3 separate regions of the Mus musculus genome follow, and regions 1 and 2 are each linked to region 3. Evidence: chromatin loops called from intact Hi-C (ENCODE). Cell type or tissue: left cerebral cortex. All regions are shown on one strand. Region 1 overlaps Macrod1 (mono-ADP ribosylhydrolase 1). Region 2 overlaps Macrod1 (mono-ADP ribosylhydrolase 1). Region 3 overlaps Macrod1 (mono-ADP ribosylhydrolase 1).

Region 1 (8,000 bases), 82 kb after region 3:
TTATCACCAGCTGCCTTAACTCTGTATCACGGCCACTGCCCTAGTCACGAATAAGCCCAGCAGGCCCTGGATAGCCTATCACTGTGCAAATGCATCCACGGCTTTCAGTAGAGGAAACCCAAATGGGCCAGCCTGGGTATCCCCAGAAGGGAAGGTCAAGAAGACAAGCCATCCATTCCAGTCCCCGTGCAAATACCTGAGGTTCTCTGCCAAGGGGTTTTAGGATAGCCCTGAGTTCTTTTGCCCATAAGTTTCTCATTCCTATCCCTCCTCGTGACTCACCCTGGTGTATGATTGAGGTCTGACCCCACACTTGGCTGCCAGCTGCCAGTGTTGTTATCACTGTTTTGAGACAGGGGCTCCCTGGGTAGCCCTGGCTGACCTTGAACTATGTAGCCCACGCTGCCTGGAATTTTCTGCAACCTTTCTGACTCAGTCTCCCAAATGCTAGGACTAGGCCTGCTCCATGGAGCTTAGCCTGAGGACAGCCTTTTGGTTTCCTTTTTTTTTTTTTTTTTTTATAAGAAGAGTTTCACTATGTGGCTCTTGGCTGGCCTGACACTAGCTATGTAGACCAGGCTGGCCTCCAACCGACTCACAGAGCTCTGCTTGCCTCTGCCTCCTGAGTGCTGGGACAGGAATACTTTTGTTCTGGACTCTTGTTCAAGAGCCCAAGGCTATGCCTGGCTAGTCTCAATCCTCCTAAGTGAATGAACAAATAAAGGAATGAGCTGGAAAGAAGGGTATAGGAACTGAGGGATGGAGGTGTCATATTCTCAAGTCCCCTCCCCTGGGACCTCTTCTAAGCCCTCTCCCCATGCTTACCACCTCAGCCTCTACTGACTGAGGACACACCCACGGTGGGATTCCAGAGCCAGGGCTGTGGAGAATCCAACAAATACCTTCCACGGAGCAAGTGGAAGCCCCAGAATCCTGACATCATCTACAGAGTGACTGACCCTGGGGAGCAGATGGGCTCTAGGGGCCAAAGGCAAGTGCACAAACAAGATCTACCCAGCACACAGGCAAACACAGGTCTGCAGACACAGCCTCCCGGACCCTCAGCAGTCCAGCTGCTGCCAGGGAACACCAAGCCAGCGGGGGGGGGGGGGGGGGGTAGGAAGCATGGTAGAAGAACTGTTGTTTCCTTTGTCCATCCTGGCCAGTCTGCCTCTCCCAAGCCCTCACCAGTACAGGGTGACCCCTACCATACAGCAAATGACTATATGCCATCCCAGGCCCATATAGTCACATAGAGTGCCAAGCTTCAAGAGCAACAGCCAGAGCTGAGGGTCATACTACCCCCACCCTTCCACAGCCCTGTGCTCTCCCTGCTGAGAGGCTAAGACTGGCAAAGTCTCCTTACCTCAGGACCCTCAGCCATGCCCACACTCACATATGTCACAGCTCATGATGGGCCTGAACTTTGAAACTCCTCAAGTCTTGGATCTTCCCACTGTCACTTGGACCAGGAAGTACTGGTATAGAGAGCCCTGACATCAGGAGGCACTAGTGACTGAGGTAGGGGACCTTAGCAGTCCTGCCTGCTTCCCCCAGGCCTAAGAAGTAAGTACACAGCGAAGGTGGGAGTAGACTGCAAGGGACCCACACTGCTAGGCATGGACTCTGCTGGAGACTTCCAGGGTTCACCTCATGGTGGCTGCCCCACTTCCCAGGTGAGGGAGCCCAGGCCCACAAAGGTCAGGCTTGCTGAAGGCCAGCTGGCCAGGCAAAGGAGTCCTTCCCAGGAACCACCTAGGTCCCCAAAATATGACCCACTGGATGACAAGATCCCCCCCCCCCCAGACAGGGTTTCTCTGTATAGCCCTGGCTGTCTTGGAACTCACTTTGTAGACCAGGCTACAAAATCCGCCTGCCTCTGCCTCCCAAGTGCTGGGATTAAAGGCGAGCGCCGCCACCACCACCACCACCGGGCTGACAAGATGTTTAATGTCATTTCCAGATCCTAAGATGAGCCAGCTCGGTAGAATACCTCCTGGCGCAGTCCCCTACCAACCCCCCCCCCAAGCTCCGCCTCCACGACGAGGCCACTTTGCAGGCCTGATGGAGGTGTCAGGGCCCCCTGCACCAAAGCAGAGTGGCTACCTTTTTCTTTTTTCTTTTCTTTTCTTTCTTTCTTTCTTTCTTTCTTTCTTTTTTTTTGGGGGGGGGGGGCTTCTCCATGTAGCCCTGGATGTCCCAAAATTCTCTTTGTAGACCAGGCTGGCCTCCATCTCATTGATTCATGAGTCTCTACCTCCCGAGTTTTGCGATCAAAGGCATGCACCACCACGCCCTGCCAAGCATCTGCTTTTTTTTTTACAGCAGCCACAGCAGCAGCCATCTCAAGGTCTGCCTCTCTATCTCTGAGACACCTGAGGAGTCTGGTCCACCGGGGCCTCCGGTCCCTCTCCAGCCAACTCTACACCAACACCTTTTTCCCAGTCTTTTGGCAGACTGTCCTGCCCTGCTCTCTCATTTTCAGGCTTGAAACTCACCCCTCCCCATAAGTCATGGGTTTAAGATCCTTGACAGGCAGGCGGGTTCCCAGAAGGGAGGCTACAGACCTGGGGCAGGTAGCAGAGGCTAGGCCACTAGGTTTCAGTGGAGACTTACAGAGCTGAGTCTCCAGGCTAAAACCCTAAAACCTTGCCTGTGCAGCCTGCCAGCAGGTGAAATGATACAGAGATGGCCCTCCGGCCTCTACGACCTCCTCTTAAACAGCCTGAGTGGATCTCCCAGGGGTTTCCACAGGACTCTGAGAGAGACACAGTTGCTAAAGGCCCACATGCCGCTAGTTGCATGGAGGAATCTGACCCCTTAACCTGCCACTATCTCTACAGAGAGCCTCTGCCCTTACAGACCCCTGAGCCAAAGAGCAGAGCCATTAAAGACCTGTAGCAAGTGCACATGCATTTACACAGCAGTCCCTGTTCTCCAACTAAGGTCCAGGGAGTAGTTATAGCAGGCCAGCTATAACAGGACAGAAACACTGAGGCACACAGAGGGAGGACTAGCAAGGTAGAGTCTGATGGATGGACCCCCATCAGACTAGCTGCATGGACTAAGCCAAGTCAGGCTGGCCATCATCTCTGCCTGTGGGCTTCTGAGCCTGGCCTGTCTGGCTTCCACTCTTCAGGGGAGGTTTTGCCTATAATCTTTCTGAGAACCAAGGTGGGATGTGTATACCTAGTTTCTCCACTCCCCCCCCCCCCCGACATCCCCCCTCCATACACTCAAAAAGCAAGACTGTCTCACTTCCCACTTCCCACCTGGCCTGTAGCCCAGTCGACCTCAGCTCTCCCTACCCTCAGACCTCCCAGGGACCCTCATATCCAACCACCCCCCCACCCCCAGGCAGCATCTCTTCCCAGGCACTGGCCCTGGCAGCCTGGGCCATTTCCATTTTAAACCTTCGGAGGAAGCCCTGAGCAATCGCCCACGGCAGGCACCAGCTGACAGGTGATGTTTGTGCCTCTCCTCCTGGGGCTGGCAGGAAGACACGCAGTTGGCTTTCAACTCCAGAAACCTGAGCCTGGAGCCCCTGTGTGCAGCCGCCTTCCCCCGTGCTTGCAGGGAGGGGAGCCCCAACCCACATCCCTCTGCCAAGAGAGTCAGAGGTCTTAGGTCCTCCTTTGCCTACACCCACTCTCCCACCCAGACAGCCTCCCCCCCCCAACTCCTAAGCTACCTAGGGTTGAAAAAGGGTGGGGCTGGTCTCCATCCCCCAAAGGATGCAAGAACGGAGGTGAAGCAAGGCTGGACCTTGTCACCCCTCACCTCTGTTCCCTTGCCTTGGCTTTATTTATTCACATCAGACCTCTCACTTGGGCCTCCAGGGCCTGGCACACCCCAGCTGAGCTGTGTTCTCTCTTAACCATATGCCCGGGAGAGCCTGGAAGCCCTCCCGGGGGCCCCAGGAAGCCTGGAGCAGCTCCCTGATGTCGCTGCTTCACAACTTTGTCCTCCTCAGAGAGCTCTGATCAACCACGGCTCCCTGCAGCTGGGCAACAACGCTCCCCAGCTTTCCGCCCCTGGGCCTCGGATCCCCACGAGGAGGGGCGTGCTCGCGGTCTATTGCCTCCTTGTCTAGGGAGCTGGGGGGTGGGGGATTCTGTGCTGTGCCCCCAGCTCGCTAGTCCCTCCGTTCCACCTTTGCAGCCGCCAGGTGCACAGTCTCAGCCCCCGCCGGCACCAGGCTGCCAGTCCACAGCGCGCGCAGGGAGGGAAGTTGGAGGCTGCCTATGCCCCCCTTGAAGTCGTTTTAAAAATAAAACCTCGCTCTAACCGTGACTCACGCGGCTAGTGGGGACGGGAGCGCGGCGCCGGGCCGGCCCGCTGCCCTCGCCGGGCTCGCCCCTCACCCTCCTTTTCCCGAGTGCGGGGCAGGAGCTGGGACCGACCTGCTCTGCCCGGCGCCCCCCGCGGGCCCGGCTGCCACCCCCCCCCGGGCGCAGCCAATGCTTGGCTTGGGGCTGCAAGCGAGCCCCCGCCCTTTCCAGCCTCCGCTCCAGGGAAAGGGGCCGCGGGCCGCGAACCCCGCGCCTCCCGGCGGCCCGGCCAGCATCGCCCGCTTTGAGCTCTTGACTTTCAATCCCCCTACACCCCGAATCCCAAAAGCTGTACGTCCCCCACCACACCGGACCGACTCCGGCGGCGCGATCCGGCCCGATGCGTGCAGCACGGCCCCCGCCCCGCACGCCCCAGCGCCCCGTCCCGACCCCCGGCCCGCGCAGCTTGCCTTACCTGCGTAGCGGCCGGGGAGGCGGGTCTCCTCGGGAAACTTTGCGGCGGCGGCTGGAGCCTCAGGGGTTATTCCAAGGAGCGGGCGGGAGCCCCAGCCGGAGGGCACCCAGGGGGGCCGGGGAGAGGAGCCCCCGGCGCGCGACGGAGCTCTGTGGCGGGCCCGGGGCGCGGGGCGCGCGGCGGCGCATCTGCCCAGCGGAGCGGCGGGAGGAGTGCGCGGGGTGGCGCCCGGCGGCGGGGTGCGTGTGCCCGGGCTGGTGCGCTCAGCGGGGCGAGGGCAGCGGCGGTGGCGGCGGCGGCGTTCAGGGCGCGGGGAAGCAGGCTGTGCGGCCGCCTCTCCCCTCGCGGCGGCGGCGGCGGCGGGGCTGTGCGTGCAGCGCGGAGCGGGGAGGGCGGGAGCGGAGAGGGAGGCGGCGGGCGGGGAGGAGGCGGCGGGGGCGGGGGCGCCGCGCTGCGCACTGGCCGGCGGGACCCGGAGCGGGAGGCTGCGCCGCCGCGCGGGGACTCTGGCCCAGCCCGGGAGAAACGGCGTCCGTGCGTTCCCCTCCTCCTAGCCTCGGCCAAAATGTCTGGGATGGGGGTGGGGGAGGACGAGTTGGGGAGCTGGTCCCCCCCTAGGGACTAGGGGGAGGGAGGCTCCCAACACCAGTCTCCAGGGCTAGAAGGAGGATGGCAAGAGAAGGGGTTTCTGGCTCGGGCGTCTCCTCCCCCTACATCGATCCTCTCAGCACCCACTCATTCATCTGTCCATCCATTCATTCATTCATCCGTCCACGCGAACATTCATTCACAAACAGAACCCACCTACTCTGCGTGCCCAGGTAACCCTCCTTGCCAGGTGCCCCTTTCTCGGCTCAGGCAACACCACCCCCCTCACTTGCAGCCCCTCCTGCACAGGACCTCTCTGAACTCTGCTTTTCTCTGAGTAGGACCCCACCCAGATGTGTAGGAGGGCAGGTTGGGTCAGATGCCAGCCCCCCCTTCCCCTCCCCTTTGAACAATTTAGCTAACCTCCCTAAACCTATGTGTCCTAAGTATAAAATGGAAGCATTAGCCCCTGGACTACTGGAGGGTTAAGGAGACCCACAAATGGGTATGTGGATGGAGGCAAGACTGATAGACGTTGTTTATGGAATGGGAAAGTTGTGCTATGCGCCCTGGGGACGCGGGGATGGATGGACTAGACAGTTATTTAGCAGGGAAAGTACCCAGACTTAGCCTTGGGAACACTAACATCTCTCTGCCCAGCCTCACAAACCCCGGGTGCAGACCTTGTTACCTTGTGACAGAGCTGGGTGGTCCCTTACAGACTTAGTTTTCCCCTTGGGTGCTGTCTACTCTGGGTGAGTCCCTAATACTGCTTAGACCACCTGTGAGTTCCCCCACAGTTCCCAGGCCCATCCCTAGACCTCCATAATCTATCTAAGACCCTCCCTGCAGGCAGACCCACTCCAACGGCTCCCACCCCAGCATCCCAACTCTAGGACCTTCCAGAAGTCCAGACCAGTCTGCACTTCTTCCCAGGCCACCTTCGCTCAGGATGCCCACTGTCACCCCTGAGGGAGGGCAAGCTGCCCCTCTGAGGCTGCCTTCCCTGCCCCTCCCCCCGCAGTCTTTGCCCCTCCCACCTCCTCCTCACCTCCCAGCTCCCTTCCTTCCTTCCCTCCCTGGGTTTGTGCTCAATTCACTGAACAGCTATTTTTTCCCTCCCAATTTTTACTTATCGCCCAAACAGCATTATATCAACAATAAAGGAAAGGGGGGAAAAATCACCCACAATGCCACCGCCCTGTGGCGTCAACAGCTTCCCTTCCCCTGCTCCCTTCCAGGCCGGTTCAGGACAGAGCTGGCTATAATTTTCACAGAACTGTGATTTCTGTCCTGCCTGCCTAGACCCCCAGATGGACTCGGAGGCCCCAGGGCTCCATCTCCACTGTTCCTCCATCGTGTCTCTTAGCATGTGCCTCAGAAATTCTGTGTCTTCCTCCTTTCCTAAAACAAGCCCCCCCCCTTACCTCCCTACCACCCCATGCCAGGCACCAGGCTGGTGCCAAGCAAGCATCTGGCCTCATACTGAGGTGGGTAGTATGCATGGGCTTGACTTGACACATCGCACTTAGATATCAAAATATCCCCTTCACAATCGTGGCTTTAGTGGTGATGTGATGTTCCTTCCAGCTGATGAACTGTAACTGGCTTAGCAGGAGCTCCTGCGCACGATTCAGGGGACACTGGGGGAGGTCCACCGTGCTGGGTACCATCTGGGACACCAGGGAGACTACTGTGAACCAAGCTGCAGTGGATGCAAAGCTGGGGTTCCAGAAAGGCACATAGTCACCCCTGGACAAGAGCTGAAACAGGATTCTCCACTCGACCCCAGAGACTAGGGCCAAGCCATCTGAGACACCAGAGAGCATCCTGGGGACAGTGGCTGTTCTCCTGGGGTGTGGGGGCAGGAGAAGGTGCAGCAGGAGCCCTTTGCAGAGATGAATGTCATAGTGGGAATGTCTAGGTGCCACCGAGCAAGAACTCTTGGCTGGAGTTGGGGATCAGAGTCAGGAAGACTGTGTGGAAGCGGTGGAAGAGGCTGATAATGGCAGCCGGGCTGGTGTGCAGGATCTTGGACCTATGGACTATGTAGGAACTCTGAGAGAAGTGGGGCATCAACCAAAGACTGTAACTCTAGGACAGTGAGACAGCCAGCTTGAGAGCAGTGAATATAGTTTGTTCAGTCCACAAATACATGATGAACCCCTGTATGCTACAGGCTACAGGAGAACACAGGATAATGGTGAAGGATAGAGTTAGTCCTGGGGGCTGGGTCCTGGGAGGCAATCAGCTTTGAGGGCAGCGCTAGTCACCCAGGAACACTTTGTGGCTTCAACCTTGAGTTTGCCAAGCCCCAGCTCCTCCACTGGGAGGGAGGCAGCAACCAGAACAATGTCCTGCAGCTCAGAGTGGGCCCTCCCACTGGGCAGCAAGGTCAGCCTGGCCCTGCCCGCAGCCTCCTCTCCCCAGCCTCTCAGCCACTACTTACCCTCTTAGGGGGATGTAGCTTCAGTTTGACACCTATATTTGTGGTGGCCAGTGACCCTCAGCACTGTCCCATCCTCCACTTTCTTATGCTAATGAGGCCACCACAGACTTCCTATGGCTAATGTGACAGTCTGGAAAGATCCTAAGATGTCTTCTATCCTACAAGTTGCTGAGATAACTGGATTTGGCAACATTGTTGTCAGGCAAGGCTGGGCCAG
Region 2 (8,000 bases), 65 kb after region 3:
AACGAAAGAACGAACGAATGAACGGACAATCAACAAACGAACTAAATGGAAGCGCAGACAGCCCTTGTCCCAGGTCACTCAGTCTTAAGATGCCAGTTTCTAGCACCCAGGAAAACCTGGCACGCACAGCATTAGTTGTCAGGTGCTAGGTACTCTGGGAGGGTTTGGTGTTGTGGGGTACAGGCAGCACAATGGAGTCCCCAGACCCCAAATGCTTTCTGTACTTAACTTGGGGTCTAGAGTTCAAGTCCTTCGGTTTTCTGGAGGGGAAAAGTATTGAGGTAAGAGCTAAATAACACATCAACCTTGAACTCCATTTGTAACTGAAGATGACCTTGAACTCCTTTATCCTCGGGCTCCACCCTCCCAAAGTCTGGGGATACAGGGTTATAGACATGTACTTCCACACCCAGCTATTCTGATGTTTTTCTAGGAAAGGCAAAACATGCATTGGGCTGAAGTCCTTCCTCCCATTTTACAGACAAAGACATTGAGGCACAGATCTGGCTGCTCCTAGCACCCCCTGTACTCTGGGGCCCTGGACCGTGGTGTCAGTGATCAATGCCCAAGTGGGAAGCTGTCAGGTCTGCCCGCTGGGCAGATGCTGGCACCAGCGCCCAAGCCTTAAATATTCATTCACTTGACAGAACACTAATTAAACAGAGTAAGGTGCATTATTACTTGATTAAATTTTTTATTGGCAGCTTAATTGGTCTGTTAGTTGCCCCTTAGGGAGATGTTTCTGCTCTACCCCACTTCACCCCGGCCATATGGGAGGGAGCCCCTAGTCTCCTGCACTGTCCTCTCCCATAGGCAGTGACCAGGGCACCCCAGACACATCTTCTCCCGTGCCCCGCCCAGTGTCCCACACAGCTGACCCCACCCTTTGGCATCAAGGGCTCTTTCCTGTTGGATCACAGCAACCAATCTGCACCTGGAAGGGAGTGTCTCCTGTCGAAACCCCTGAGGTCCTCAAAATGACTACCTGAGACCTTTGGAGACCGAATACATCCAGATTTGAGGGGACAGGCTGGAAATGTAGCTAATTTAGTTCTTGACATGCATGCACAAGACCCTTAAGTGTGATCCCAGGACACCATTATCTGGGCATAGTAATACAAGCCCATAATCACCACAGTGGGAGGCTGAGGATTGGAAGTGAAAGACGAGCCTTATCAGTATAGCAAGTCTGAGGCCAGCCCAGGCTGCATAAGGTCTCGTACCACTTTCCCTGTGGTCACAGCCTTGATGCTACCTGTTCCCCCAAGTACAGGTGGAAGTTCCAGGCCAGGAATGTGGCTCAGTGGTAGAGCTCCTGTCTGCTCTACACAAAGCCCTGAGTTCAGGTCCCCAATGCTGGGTGACAGGGAGCGTAAGCAGCTTGTCAGGGGAGGCCTAGGGTCTCTGAGTACTCAGGGTTGGCCTGTGGAAAGGCCTGGGATGTCCCCACAAAGCAGGTGAGACCACCCTGCCCTGTGTAGCCTCCTACCCTGGGACAGCTCCATCTACCATCCCTACAGATAGCGCAAAGCCCAGCCGCTTAGCCACGCCCTATCTTCCTAATGTGCGCACCTAATACAAGTTGGGGACACAGTCATCCACCTTCAGTGGAGCTGAGACGGGCAAGATATCTCTGCAGTAAGGGGCGCACCAGGTAGCACCCTTACTGCCATGTCCCATGACCCTCACGGGCCAGGCCACCCATTTCCCCAACCTCTGATACAGCAGAACAGGTAAAAAGGGCCACAAGTTAACCTGCCCTCTTAGTACCAGCTCTGCACCATGAACCTCAGTTTGCCCCACTGAAAAACATGAGCTTGTCCTTAAGCCATGGGAAGGGGCGGGGTGGAGGGCCAGGCCAGCTCCTCAGTCACTTCGCAAACACGAAAACCTTCTCTGGGTAGTAGAGGCAGGTAAGAAAATGGGGTCTTCCCAGAGTGTCTTAGGTCCACATAACCTAAGGTCCACATAACATAATCCGCCTTGGCTGCACCCAGGTTGAGTCTGGGAGCCACTCCATCGTGGGTCCTGCCCACCCCAGCTCTCTTCTCTGCGTCCTCCCACCCTGCAGAGAGCACCCCAGCCCCACTGATGTCCGAGGACTCATCTAGCTGCCCCAAAAGCCGCTGCTGGCGAGCAGGAGGCAGGGTAATTGGCATTGTGGGCTCTGAGTGCAGAAAATGAGCGGCCGTGGCCGGCACGGAGCGGGAAGCTTCTCACTGTCACCGGCCTTATCTAGGAACAGGCTGCCCAATTGCAGGGCCGTGCCCGCTACACCAAGCAGCTGCCAGCTCCTCCACTGCCCCTCCCCAGTGCCCTCAGTGTATCTCCAGACTGAGGAATCTGCTGCCCCTTCCAGCGGTCTGGGGCGACTCTCCAGGGAAGGCTTGACCTGACACTGCCCCCTCCCAGGTGTCAGCCACAGGTGTCCTCTGAAGCCAGAAGGAATAGGGCACCCTGTTCACATGCCTGCTCAGCTCTCCCCGCAGCCGAGAGAAAGGACTGATAATAATTTTGTGCGTGGACAACACTCCAGCATCTATCTGGGAAATGCAGTCACTGGGGGCTGCGATAGGGTGTCATATATTAGGAAAATAGGACTGTAATGGGTTTTCAATTGTACATAACGCAGTCAGTATTACAAGATTACGCTGTGTGGTACTTGGTGGCTCACAGATGGCTGAGGGACACAAGTCCCAGAAGTGCTGAGCCTAGGGTGTGTCTGGATGGGAGCTGGGGGCCGGTAGCACTGGCTTCTGAGCTTCGGCCCAGACAATGGCAGGCGCTGTGCTTTAGGGTCGGTCCCGTCTAAGTTCAAATCCCATGGCTTCTCCCATAAGTGTTCTGGTTTCCACATTTGTAAAAGGAGGGCCGCACGCAACTGCCTATAGGATGATGAGATTAGCTGAGCTGTGTCGAACACATGCTCACAACCCACGGTCCCTGTCCATCTCCTGTCTCTGTCCTGTGCTGCTTTATGGGAAAATCTCCTTCTCTGTGGACAGAGAGGCAGAGTGGAGTCCCTGAAGACCTCACAGCCCACTCCTCTGAACTTGACCTCCTAGGAGACACAAGTCCTGGATTTTAGGTCCAGACTGCCTCCGGATGTCATCCCTCCTTTTTCTGCATGAAGAGCCGACGTGACTTATTCAGCTATGGAGTACTGCTATTTCTTGTTCTTGTTGCTCAGCTTCCTTCCCAGCCAGGGCTCTCTGAGGGGTGGAGCTGGCCTGGCATCCTATGTCCGAGAAAATGAGATAAACGTGGCAGTATGCCGCTTACTCTCACAGGTTTTCATTCTACCTGAGTGGGTTCGGCAGCCCCTAACGAGCTGTGCACAGACAGGGCCAACGAGAGGTCCTACCATCCCCACAGCCTGCTTACCTGCTCTTGAACTGCCGTCCCCACGCCTGAATTTAGCACCCAGCTAAGCTTACCCCAAAGCCGCCCTCTCTCCTAACCTTCTAGGCTACAGGCCCAGGGTAGCCTTAAGACTTCTCAGTGGTCTATCCTTGGTACCATAAAAGAAAACAAATTATTCAGAGTGGCTCAGAGCCCCACCAGAGCCATCTGGAACTCATACTAAACAGAGTAACACTTTGCTTGGAGGTTTGTGGGTGGCCATTTTACAGCTGGCCCCTGAGGTCACAGAACAGGGGTCAAAAGGCTGGGTTAGGATGCTGGGTGAGGAGAAGTGTCCTTCCAGAGTGTCTGTCAAGTGGAGACCAGCCAGCCCAGAGCCTAGGGCAATAAGTCTGATCTGTTTAATAGTGGAAGGAACCGTATGTGAAAGGAACAGTTCTGCCACTTGTCAGACCCCACCCCATACCACAGAGCCCCCAGGATTGGCATCGTGCCCTTTCTGGGTTCTCAGCTGTCCCTGGTGAGTGCCAGCCAAGCTGTCTGGTATCACCCAGACTCTGGCCCTCTAGGGCATGGGGTTGGAATGCATGAGAGACAGGACTGGCTGCCCACTTGGGCCCTGAGCTGTCATCTCCAGATGGACCAGGGTTCCGTCTATCCATCCTTCTGTCCCTCTCAAGCAGAGCCTCCTGTTTCCACAGCTGCTCCCCTGCCCCCACCAGCCTCATCCCACAGACGGCTTGGTGAGGATGTGGGTGTGAATTTCCACGAGAAGGGAGGCCCTCCCTCATTCCAACAAAGAATCATAGCTGGGCAAGAGGAAGCAGGGAGGGACAGTAGATCACAGGGAAGATGCCCAGGCAGGTAAGGACCCCTGGGAAGTTTGCCAGACAGCCTCAAAGACAGGAAGCAGCGTGTGCTGAGGTCCAACCACACAGCCCCATTATGCCGCGGGGGCTGAGTTAGACTCTGGATCCCATGCCCAGCTCTCTGCCAACCCATCCCACGGCCAGGACAAATCCGACAAATTGTGCTCCAGTTCCAGAGACACTCTGGGGACCAGAGGCCTGGGCCAGAGGTCTGACAGCAGATCCCTCATCAGAGCCTCAGAGAGCTTTGCACACACAGCTGTTAGCAAATGCCAGCATGGCCTCTGTCCCACCCTGCCTTGCCAGCCTGCCTCAGTCACCCTGAGGGACTGTGGCACATTCAACAGTTACTAGCCAGAACTAGTGCTAAGAGCTGCACTCCAGAGGGGCCTGAGCATCTCCTATTCTCTCTCTGCCCAGGGGAAATGGAGGCAGTATGGAGGAGCCAGACAGCCAACTGGCGCTCCATCTGTGACCGTCATCTGTCCATGTGTCCATCCACACACAGATGGGTGCTTTAGTTTAACGAGCCAGGCCCTGGAGAGTGGAAGCCAGGGATGAGGCTTTATCAGAGCTCACTGCCTCAGGGGGGTGAAGGAGACAATGGACAGCCAAAACTTCACATGCCCAGGGCCCTAACCCGTGCTCTCCTTAGTCCCACAGGGCCAGAGCTGCTGAGCCAGAAGCTGCCCCCTCTCTTGCACCCACCCGACTCCTGACCTGTGCAACATGCCTGTATGTGTCAGGGGTGTGAGGGGGGGGTGCCTGCTTGATGAAGGGCAACTCCACCCACCCAGAACCCAGCTGCCTCCAGCTGGTATTTAAAGAGGTGTCCCAGGGTGACTGGTGCTCATTCCACCCACCCCGCAGAGTCCCTCTTGAGGTAAATCAAAGGCAAAGCTGCCAGCTACCCTTCACCCACACACACGCTCTGCCCTCTGAAAGTGCCTCAGCCAGGCTGGCTCTCAGGCAAGTTACGATGGGGACCGCAGACTTGGGACCAGTTAAGTCCCCAGGCTGCTCTCAGGACACACAGGTCAGTGTGAGGCGGAGACTGGCTGGGGATGCAGGGATACTTTGGATGTAGCCAAAGTTTAGCTGGTTGTTTTAGGGGATGCTGAGAATCACAGCCTGACACCTGCTAAGCACACACTCTCCACTAAGCAGTGACCTCGGCTAACCTCTGTTAATAAGGAATACTAACAGGCCCTAGAGACTGGTTGGACAATGCCACCCAAGGTGGTGGCCACATCAGAGAAAGATGGCTGACAAAATGATTCTGTCATGGCAAGGAGGGGCAGGCTCTGTTGGGGTACAAGCAAGAACCAAGACAGCTGGTCAGAGTGGCAACAAGAGGGAGGGGACTGGCCTTCTCTGAGAGTCGAGGGGTGTGATTCTCTCTACCCAAGGAATGCTGGAACCATTTAACACGGGAGAAAACCGAGACCCCGAAACTGGGGCTTGCACTGGTGTAGACAGAGCCCACCAGCTGAACGCATCCTGCCAGGTGCCTGAAGCACAGAGGAAATTAAAAGGGGTAAGGGCTGCTGACAGCATGTTCCAGGGAACCCCACCCCCACCCTGTTGATATTTACTGGAAGCGCAGCTTGGATTTATAGAACTGTGTTTCCAAAGAGCTCAGAGCCGCATCACAGGCCAGCGCTTGCTGTCCTGGGGGAGGGACACATCCTGCCTTTGCAAACTTGTTAATAATCCTCCTTGTCAGGCAGTTCCTCCTCTGTCTAACCTAAATCTCTCCTGTCATGGCTTGAGCCAACTGTCTCTGCCATGGCTTAGTGCATCCTGAAGCAGGCTTTGATCTGTCCTCTGCGCCCCTGGGAGACATAAAGACATCTCTGAGGGTGGTGTGGCCTTCTTTCCTGGACCATAGTTCTTCCTCCATCAGCAGTGTTCCTTCCCTGGCCCTGGCTAGTACTGGGCCTTCCCTGTCCTTGGGGGACATAGGGGGACTCAGAAATGTGGATCTGGGTTTCCCATTCACATTCACAGACTAAGGTGACAACTTCTCTTTGTCACAAGGATGCAACCCTCCCTTCCTAAACCTGAACTCACTGGAGAGAAGTCAGCCATATATGAGGATCACAGGGCAGGGAGCCCCACAGAGCAGGGAGCCCCACAGAGCAGGGAGCCCCACAGAGCAGGGAGCCCCCCAGAGCAGTGTGCCCCACAGAGCAGGGAGCCCCACAGGGCAGGGTGCCCCACAGGGCAGGATGCCCCACAGAGCAGGGTGCCCCACAGAGCAGGGTGCCCCACAGGGCAGGGTGCCCCACAGGGCAGGGTGCCCCACAGAGCAGGGAGCCCCACAGGGCAGGGTGCCCCACAGGGCAGGATGCCCCACAGAGCAGGGTGCCCCACAGGGCAGGGTGCCCCCCAGGGCAGGGTGCCCCCCAGGGCAGGGTGCCCCACAGGGCAGGGTGCCCCACAGGGCAGGGAGTCCCACAGGGCACGGAGCCCCCACAGAGCAGGGTGCCCCACAGAGCAGGGTGCCCCCACAGGGCAGGGTGCCCCACAGGGCAGGGTGCCCCACAGGGCAGGGTGCCCCCACAGAGCATCTGGCACAGAGAACACGCAGGGTGGAGATGGAAGTGCCTGGCTCTGCTGGAGGGGAGCCGACTATGCCAGCAGAGGTGGGTGGAAGGAAAACAGAGATAGGAACATAGTCTTGTACCTCAGCTCTGTCATAGAACCCAAATGACCTTGAACAAACGCAAACTCCTGCAGGCAAGGGGCTCTGGTTGCCTTGGCCACAGGGTTACAGGCCTCTCTCTGTCCCTGCTGGGGTGGAAGTAGCCAAGACCTAGAAGACCCAGAACAAGGAAAAGAGGAGAAGGTGGGGGCTTCAGTCACCTCCCTAGGCAGTCCCACGTGCTGAGGAACCCACAGAGCCAGCTCTGCAGCGGTCCCATCTGCCTCCTGCTCCTGCTCCCAGCTCCCGATCCAACCATCTGAGCCAAAGTGTCTGCGCTGCACTTAACCCTGCAGACTCAGACCTTCCTTGACCCCCCCCCCCAGGCCTGGGTTCCTAGCCATATTCCATGGGGGACACAAAGCCATCCCTGGCCAATGCTGACTTCAAACACTCCAAAGAAGGCTTGGCCTAGCAGCTGCCTCCCAAGCAAGACCTTCAGGAAAGTACAGGCTGCGACAACTCCCCACTCCCACCCCATTTGCAGAGCCTGGCCTGGTTAATCTGCTTCATTAAAGGCACTAATTAATTGGCTTAATTAAAAGGGTAACCTCCAAGCCAGCAAGCAGATCTCCTCTTGATGAGCGGAAGAGTGACTGAGGAAGCCAGAGTTGAATAGGTGCATTGCACCCACTCCTGGCCTCCGTGCTCTCTTGGGACCACAGATTCAGCCATAGCTCTTTGTGTCTGGCCAGGGAGATCCTAGGGAAACCCCAGCATGCTAACCTTTAGGTAGGGCCCTCTCCCTTCCCTCAGTAGGCAGAATTGGAAGCCCACCGTGACTCATTGCAGCGCTGCTCAACTGCAGTTAGGAGTCCAGAACAGAAGCATCATAATGGAACCCAGAACAGGCAGGTTGCAGCCAGTAACACTTAACAGGCCAGGAGGGACTGCCAACTGCCATAGGAGGGCTGGGGCTAACCTCACTGTGCCTGTCTGGCAGGCAGCTGGGTGGAGCTACGGTGAGCTCTAGCAGGAATACTCCTAGTGCTGTAGCAGGATCCCACTGGGAACCTTTGGAGTCCCAGTTTCCATTATCTTTAGTCAAAAGAGCTGAGCTC
Region 3 (8,000 bases):
GGAAAGGCCCATAGTAGCCATGTTGTTTGTGCTGGATGCCACTTGGTGACAGTTTTTGAGGAGTGATGGGAGCTGGCAGTACACCTCATGATCCAGGCCCACTGAAGGTGTGAGTGAGCACACAGGTGCCCCTGTTCTCCCAGGGGTTAGAGAGCTCGTGCTGTAACGTGTAGGCCTGCCACTGGGCCAGCCTCAGGCCTCAGTAGGGAGCTCAGTGGGAGACAGGGTGTGGGGGTGGCCCAGGGTGCCAGGCAGCTTCTGATGGTTCTTGGGGATGTGCAGAGCCAGAGAAGAAGGAAGCAGGAGCACAGAGGTTCTGTGGCTGCTGTGGACCCAGAAGCATGTGTGAGCCCCCATTTACCAACTGGGCAGGGACTTGTGCAGCTCAGCCTGAGCGCCTGCAGCTGCAGAATGTCCTCTGAGGACTCTCGGCAGTCATTACTCGGAGAAGGGAGGAGGCTTAATTTTTCCTGTCTCCCTAAATGTTATTGCCTTTACGGGCTTTGGAAATCAGTTTTATGGCCTGCGTTATTTGTCCACTGAAATATGGGAAGCCCTGGAGTAAAAATAAACAGCAGAGGTGCTTCTGGGCCTGAAAGGTCAGGAGGCCGAGGATGGGGCAGAGCTGGTGTGTAAGTCCCCCGTCCCCCGTGTGAGGGTCACTCTTCAGGGACTGCTGCAGCTGGAGAGGGGCTGGAAGGCGTGCTCCAGACCATGGGGAGGGATTCTAGTTCTGGTGTTTCCCTGAGGCCTGGGACCTGGCCCCTTTTGTCAGTTGGTCCCTGGGGCCATGCAAACCTCTCTATCCTTAATGCCCAGTTTCTGCTGCTCCCACTGAGCGCCACCCAGGATATCCAGCCAGCCACTGGCAGTGAGCCTTTTCAGTAAGCAACAAATAAGCCCTTGCCATGCAAGATGTAGGCCTGGCGGGGCCTCCACCTGCAGAAAGCCCCTTATCTTCTGGCAGAGTTAGGAGCTAGGCAGAGATGGAGATCCAGCAGGGACACTCTCCCTGGTAGAAGTTAGAGCTGGGTACCAGTTAGAGGTATCTGGGTTGAAATGGCCCCATGTCCTCCATGTGAGAGAGGAAGGTGGCATCTGCCGCAGTCTGAGGCTCTAAGAAGAGAAGCCTGGCTGAAGGCTAGGGGTATGTGTGTGGGTGAGCTAAGAGAAGGGGGCTGGGGGTTGGTCCCAGGCTCTGTTTCTGGGACCCAGGACCCTCCCAGAGAGGTTCCCATGTTCTCCCCATCCTGGGAGAAGGCTGCTTCTCTACTCCTCTCTGAATATGCAAAAGGAAACTTCGAGTCCAGAAGAAAAATGTGTGGAAGATGGGGACTGCCGATTCCCGGTAGGAGGAAAACAAATGGCCAGTAAACAAGTGAAGAGAGGCGGAATTTTGCCAGCAATCAAGAAAAGGCTAATTGAAACAAAGAGCATCATTCTTCGCCCACCAAGGAGATGGCTGTGGGAACACCCACTTAAGCAGGTGTGGCACAGTCTCGGGAAATAGCTGTGATGCTCCACTCATGGCTCACACCAGCACATAGTAGGTGCTCACTAATGCATGTCTTCATGTCTGAAAACAAACATTTCTTTTTGTATGAATCAGCGCCACAACTGCTTGTTCCTATCCACTCAACTACCCCCACCCCCACCCCCACCCCCACCCCCACCCCCAGCTCCTACTTGTTCCTGGGCTGTGGCCAGTGTCCTTCTGGGCCAGGACTTACCTCAAGGGCATGGTTGCTGCTTCTGGGTTTCGGCTTACCAGGGGAGCACTGCTAACTCAGGGACGTGGGATGTAGCAGGCCTTGAGTTGGATGAGTCGGGTTCCTCTGCTTTGTTCTGATTTTGAGACAAGTCTCAGGGTGTGTTCTGGCTGGCCTAGAGCTCAGTACATAGACCAGGCCAGGTTGGCCTCCAACTCACAGATATCCTTCTGCTTCTGCTTCCCAAGCGCCAGCATTAGAGGTTTGCCACTACATTGTTGGCCTGTGGTGTTCTTGGTTTTCTTGTTTGTTTTTGTTTTTTTTCGAGACAGGGTTTCTCTGTATAGCCCTGGCTGTCCTGGAACTCACTTTGTAGACCAGGCTGGCCTCGAACTCAGAAACCCGCCTGCCTCTGCCTCCTGAGTGCTGGGATTAAAGGCGTGAGCCACCACGCCCCCCTCCCTGTTCTTGGTTTTTGAGAAAGGCTCTCACTCTGTAGCCCAGCTAGGCCTGGATTTACTGTGTAGCTCAGGTTGGCTTCAAATGTGCGGCAATTCTCAGGTTTTTTCGATTGCTGGGACTGTAGCTATAAGCCATTGCCAGCTATTCCTGCTTCTTTCTGTCTCTCTTCTCTCTAGTCCTCTCCATTACAGACAGCTAGAGAATTCATCTTCCTTCCCTCCTTCCTCCCTCCCTCCTTCCTCCCTCCCTCCCTCCTTACTTCCCTCCCTCCTTCCTCCCTTCCTTTCTTCCTTTCAAACAAGCTCTCATGTAGCCACGCTGGCTTAGAACTGACTCACTATGTTGACCGTGAACATCTGATCCTGTTGCTTCCTGAGGTCAGGGACTGCAGTGTGCCATGCCGTGATGGTTTTATGACTGCACATTCTCTCCCACCTCCAGCTCTGACACGGGCCATTCCCCTGGCTAGGAGCACTCTTGTATCTACTTCTTTCTGGCTTACGTTGAATGTCTCCCAGGTCCTACACGGACTTCCCTTAACCTGAGTCAGATGTTCTCTTGTGAGTTGCATATTCAGCTATGACCTGTTTCTCCAGCAGCTCCATGGGGTGCCAGAGCTACAGTGGAGGATCATGGGAAACAAGATCCATACAGCATACTCCAGAGTGTGACACAGTCATGTGTTATGTGTGTGGGTAGTCTGAAGAAGTGGCTTATCCCTCTGTACCACACTAGAAAGCTGGTGGCAGGTGGCAGTGCCTTTTCTTGCCAGCCCATCCTACAGAGTCCTCTGTAGAGCCTAGCATGGCCTGGCCACAGTGGAGCTCCTCTTGATGGGGGAGCCCACACTTCCCATGGGCAGTCCTGGGGAATCTGGATCTGTTGTACTTGAATCATCTTCCACCCACCCACCTGGTGTGTGGTACACCTCCTTAAAAAGAAGCCAGTGGAAGAGTCGGGGCTTGGGAGCTGCCAGCCTGGAGCTCAGACAGAGCCTGAGACCAAACCCCCTTCTCTTAGCTCACCCACATCTGTGACCCTAGCCTCCAGCCAGGCTTCTCCTTAGAGCCTCAGACTGTGGCAGATGCCACCTTCCTCTCTCACGTGAAGGGCATGGGGCCATTTCAACGCCGCTACCTCTAACTGGTACCCAACTCTAACTTCTGCCTGGGCCATAACACAGGCACTAAGTTATGGTGGTGGAAAGGCTTCCTATGGGCCAGAGTTCAGGTCCATGGGAGACACCTGCTTCAATAGCTGTCTCCTGAGTCAACGTCAATTACTGAGGCCTTGAGCAAGCTGCAGAACCTGGGGCCAATAATAATAATATTATGAAGATTAGTTATGTCTTTTTAGATAGGACTGGTCTAGCATTCTGTATGTAGCTGAGGATGACCCTGGATTTCTGATTCTCCTGCTTCCCCCTACTGAGTAAATCACAGACAGACACTTCCACTCCTGGTTTATACAAGGCTAGGGGTGGAACCGCACCCCTTTTAGAACAGGAATAAGGGCTGGGGCCGTAGTTCAGTTGGTAGAGTGCTTACCTAGCATAGGTTAAGTCCTGAGTTCGATCCTTAGTACTGCAAGGATAAACTAGGCGTGGTAGTGCACCCCTGGGACTCAGTACTCGGGAAGATGCAGCAAGATCAGGAGTTCAAGGCCAGCTGCTGCTACTTTATTGAGTTTGAGGCCAGCCTGGGATATATGAGACTCCATCTCAAAAACAAAACAGATCAACAACACGAAAGGCACCTGCTTATAGTGAGAATAAGCACAGCAACTGTGTCACGCTGCCTTGGGGGTGTGATGTGGTGACACATGGTGACAGATGCCAGGCGCCTGGCACCATCAGGCCTGCTGCTTTGCCTCTCACAGATGGGTGCCCCTTTAGGAAATCCCCTCTAATTATGAAGTTAGAAATCTGAATGGTCACATGGGGAAGAGGCACACACTCATTAGGAGGCTCAGGCACACAGCCTGGGCTACGTCAGAAGTCTCTCACACCAGCCTCCTGAAGACAGCAGGGCTCAGGAGAGAATGCCTCCATCCTTTTGCTGGCGCTTCCATCTGCCAACTCTCCGGGAGCTGCTGGCTGGGGAGGGCCCACTCGGGAGCCTTCCTGTCCCCAGAGACCGCCCCCAGGGTCCTTCACCTCAGGCTTGTAATCTCCGCTTTAAAGAGGACTCGGATCCCTTCCTCCTGCCCCCCACCATGACTAATCCATTCGCCAGGGCCCCAATCCAAGAGAAAGCTAATTAAAGAATTTCTGCTCTTGGCTCAGTCTGGACTTTGAAGATTCCCCTTGGTCTTCTTGGAGTATATGAAAACAGGTGGAGAAAGGGGGCGTTGGAAAAGGCATTGGATAAACCTCCGAGCCTCTGTAATAGGCCTAATCCCCCACAGCCTGCAGGCATCAAATAGTCCTCACCCAGCACACTGAGACAGGGGACACACACGGGGCTGCTTCCCACCCGGTGCTCCTTTGATCCCTGTTCTCCTTGGAACACAGGAGCCCCTGCATTCCCCACCAGTACAGGGAGGTTGAAGGGGAAAAACTGGATGTTCTCCAGGACAGTGAGGGGCTGAGGTCCTCCTATACCGGCTGCTCTGGCCTGGAGAGGTCCGGTGGATGACGGGGAGGGAACAGATGACTGGTGTGGTTGGGTTCTGCCTCCCCAACCCTCTCTCTCAGAGTCTCCACAGGAAGACTGGTGGACACCAATGGCATTTTCCTTTTACTGGGGATTGAGCCCAGGGCTTTGCTCATTTAAACAAACGCCTTACCACGAAGCGTCTCCGCCCAGGAATATTTACTTAAATTACTATTACCTTGGAGGCAGGATCTCATGTAGTCGAGGGTAGCCTAGAGCTCTGTATGTGGCTGAGAAGGACCCTGAACTCCCAACTCCTCTGCTTCCTCCTCCCGAGTGGGATCACAGATGCATCTACACTCCCATTTATGCAGTTCTGGGGATTGAACCCAGGGCTTTGTAAACGCTGGGCAAGCACTCTACCAACCAAGCCACATCCCCAGCCCAGAGGTTTTCATTAACTATCAGGAATATTTATTGGATAGTAATGGGTAGAAAGTGACCCTATGTGACACGGGGGCCCCTTGGCAGCTATGTGCTCTGGCCAAGCAAAGACTGACACACAACAGTTGCTCAGCAAAGACCAGTTGATCGTGTGCTGGCTTGAGACAGAAAGGGCCAATGCAGCCAATGCTCCTGCGGCCTTCAGAGAGCCTCCTGAGGGCTCTGGGGATGGATGGGACCTGACTGTGTGTGAGGTGCTCTTAGATGCTTCCTTCCCCTTCCAGTAATGCTGAGCCTTGGTGATGCCCTGGGGGGAGTAGGGCTATCTGATGCCACTGTGGTTGTACTCTCACCCCGTTTCCCACTGGTGTGCCAGGGTGGGGGAGGTGGGAGGCACACTAAGCAGGGGTCTCTTGGGGTATCTGCCTGCATCATGGAAATAAAAATGATAAAAACCTGTCACTGAATTCTGGGTGGCAGTAAATTACTTAACACCTGAAACAGGTTGAAATGTGGCCACCGTGGCTTTTAATAAGCCCATCTCTGATGCAGCAGCTTCCGCGAGGAACCGGCCGGGTCTCTTCTCGAGGCATAATTTCATCGCGGCCCCGGCTTGGCAGCGGTGCAAATAAGATTTCACTTCCCCTGTAAATCTCTGAGGGGGGGAGCGCAAGATTTCATTTGCGCTGTCAGTTAGCGCGGAGAGAGCCTATTTACTTTGCTGCAGGAATAGTGGGTCCTTTGGAGAGGCAGGACACAGAGGCCAAGGGGAGTTGGCTGTGTCAGCACTGAGAATTGACATGGGCGGAAGAGGGCAGGGAGGCGGCTGGGGCATGGCTTGGGGAGCACAGATGGTTTGGACTTGCTTAAAGTAGACCAGCAGTACCAGAAATACCTACATTGTTTCATGGATAGGGGAGTGGCCTCCGATGGGTCAGGGCTTTCCTAAACAGGGTGCTAGGAGTCCACCACAGGACATGGTCATGGGGCGGTGGCTTGGGGTGTTGGGACTTTCATAGGTTTGGATGCCATATGTCCAGGGATGCCACAATCCAGGGAAACCAGGTAGGTCTCCCTGTCTAGGAAGAAGGAGCAGGGGAAGGGAAGGTTCTAGAATCCAGTGTTAGGAGGATGAGGGCAAGAGACTTGAAATGAGAACTTTTAGTTTAGCGTCGAACCAAACAGTGGAGCAGGGAGCGTTACACAGGAGTTCAGGACCTTGGGTTGCCCTTGGCTGCAAGGCAGCCATTCTGGCTCTGGCTCTGGCTCTGCTCCTTCTCCTTCTCTTCTTTTTTGAGACAGGGTTTCTCTGTCTAGTCCTGGCTGTCCTGAAACTCACACTGTAGACCAGGCGGTCCTCCAACTCAAGAGATCCACCTGCCTGTGTGCCATTCGGTCCTTACTGGACACCAGCCCCCATCCTAGAGTGATAAGCGGTTCAGTGACTTCTTTGGGAAAGATGAGGCCTTGGGCTGATTGGCTGGTGGTGACCAGCAGCCCTTCTCTTGAGCTTCTGTTAGCAGTTGGTCTGGGAACCGCTTGAGAACGCAACCCTCTTCCCTGCCTTGGGGAGCTTTGAGCCCCTTTAGGTTTGGGGTGTTGTCCTAGGTGTCACTGTGCTGTGGAGTACAGTCAGCAGACTGTGGGCTGGGTTGGGGTTTGGGGACTCGAGATAAGGCAGAGCCTGCCAGGGAATTCTCCAAGGAGTAGTCGGGGCGGGGGCAGCTTGGCAGTGCCAGCCCCGTTCAGAAGAGACCAGAACTGAACTTGTCTCCCGTTCTTGCCTCAGGTGGTGAATGGGGCCAAACTCTCCATCTCCATCTGCAGAAACGCCTTCAATGGGAACCTGCCTCCTTAGGGGTCTCCCAGCCCAGCCAGGGCTTCCCTACCTCACTCCTTAAGAATCCCCAGCACCCTGCTTCTAGGAAGGGAAGACTGTATCCCTAGCCCTAGCACATAGTAGGCCCTCAATAACTCTCTGCCTAACTGGCTGGCTAGCCATTTTCTAGGAAGTCTCCACAGCAGCCTCAGAAAAGAAAGCTACCTCAGGAGAGAATGGGAGGCAGCCCTCCGAAACACCCAAGCATCTCCTTAGAACTCAGAATCCACCCACCTTGATCTGGCCCCTAAAAGTCATGTTGAGTGCTGCCCGATGGAGTGTTCCCCCTTGATCAGTTCCTGCCCCTAGCACGATGGGAGGTGAAGTCAATGGAGGACAGGAGAGGCATCTGTGGGGCCAGAGTACCCAAGGTCATCTCTGCAGGGGCTACCAGCCACCAAGGCCCGTGGAGAAACAACTGCTTCCTTGGAATATAAGGGGAAACTCATTAACCCCCCCTGAGATGTGAGAGCAGATCTAAGGAGGAGTAATGAGTTCTCGCTTTATCTTAAACTTCGAAGGAATTGCTGCTGTTCTCGTGAAAATAATTTCTTCTCTCTCCCCCCCCCATGTGAGAGACCCTGACATTGTGGATGTGGTGGGCATGAGCAGGGAACAAGGGACATCTTCAGGGGCTGAATGCGAGGGTCACCGGTGGGGCAAGCACATGCTCCCAAATGCCAGGCTGGGCAGTTCTGCTCTTATCTGGGTGCCCACGTGGATGCCAGAGCCTCTTAGGGAATAATCCTCAGCTTTTATTAATAACTCTTCCAGTGAAGACCCTCCCCACGTCTGCACGTGTCAGGGGGCTGCCCTACATGGCTGACTTAAGCTTCTGCTGAGCTGTCCCCCCTGTTCCAAGCCCCCTTTCCTGGTCATTACAGATTCTTTTTAGTTGTCTTGTTTTGGCTT

The links. A loop is a pair of places that touch in the nucleus more often than their neighbours do. Peaks named below come from ENCODE experiments on the same cell type or tissue, not always from the same donor. Only the 100,000 strongest peaks of a DNase experiment are listed, where the experiment ranks them.
Region 1: a loop joins it to region 3, with 2.1 times the contacts of the local background. A loop is called at or near these places in 4 of 42 quality-filtered maps.
Region 2: it touches region 3 in a loop (2.9-fold over the local background); 4 of 42 quality-filtered maps call a loop at or near these places.

Annotation. Positions count from the first base shown.
Region 1 is chr19:7,160,946-7,168,945 of GRCm38, forward strand. All of the region lies in intron 3 of Macrod1 (mono-ADP ribosylhydrolase 1), which reads left to right. It also overlaps a transcript of Flrt1 not described here. Among named protein-coding and RNA genes, the nearest start is that of Otub1, 41 kb to the right of the region's middle. In left cerebral cortex, no CTCF peak of the experiment used is centred here; DNase peaks (open chromatin) are centred at 3,464, 4,152, 5,106 and 5,335; H3K4me3 peaks cover 2,832 bases; H3K27ac peaks cover 2,339 bases.
Region 2 is chr19:7,144,304-7,152,303 of GRCm38, forward strand. The region is part of intron 3 of Macrod1 (mono-ADP ribosylhydrolase 1); the gene reads left to right. It also overlaps a transcript of Flrt1 not described here. Among named protein-coding and RNA genes, the nearest start is that of Gm38621, 25 kb to the left of the region's middle. In left cerebral cortex, no CTCF peak of the experiment used is centred here; DNase peaks (open chromatin) are centred at 4,112, 4,325, 4,646, 5,053 and 2 more places; H3K4me3 peaks cover 83 bases; H3K27ac peaks cover 1,952 bases.
Region 3 is chr19:7,079,109-7,087,108 of GRCm38, forward strand. All of the region lies in intron 3 of Macrod1 (mono-ADP ribosylhydrolase 1), which reads left to right. It also overlaps 5730409K12Rik. Among named protein-coding and RNA genes, the nearest start is that of Flrt1, 23 kb to the right of the region's middle. In left cerebral cortex, a CTCF peak has its summit at 4,932; DNase peaks (open chromatin) are centred at 2,904, 2,997 and 4,270; H3K27ac peaks cover 2,689 bases.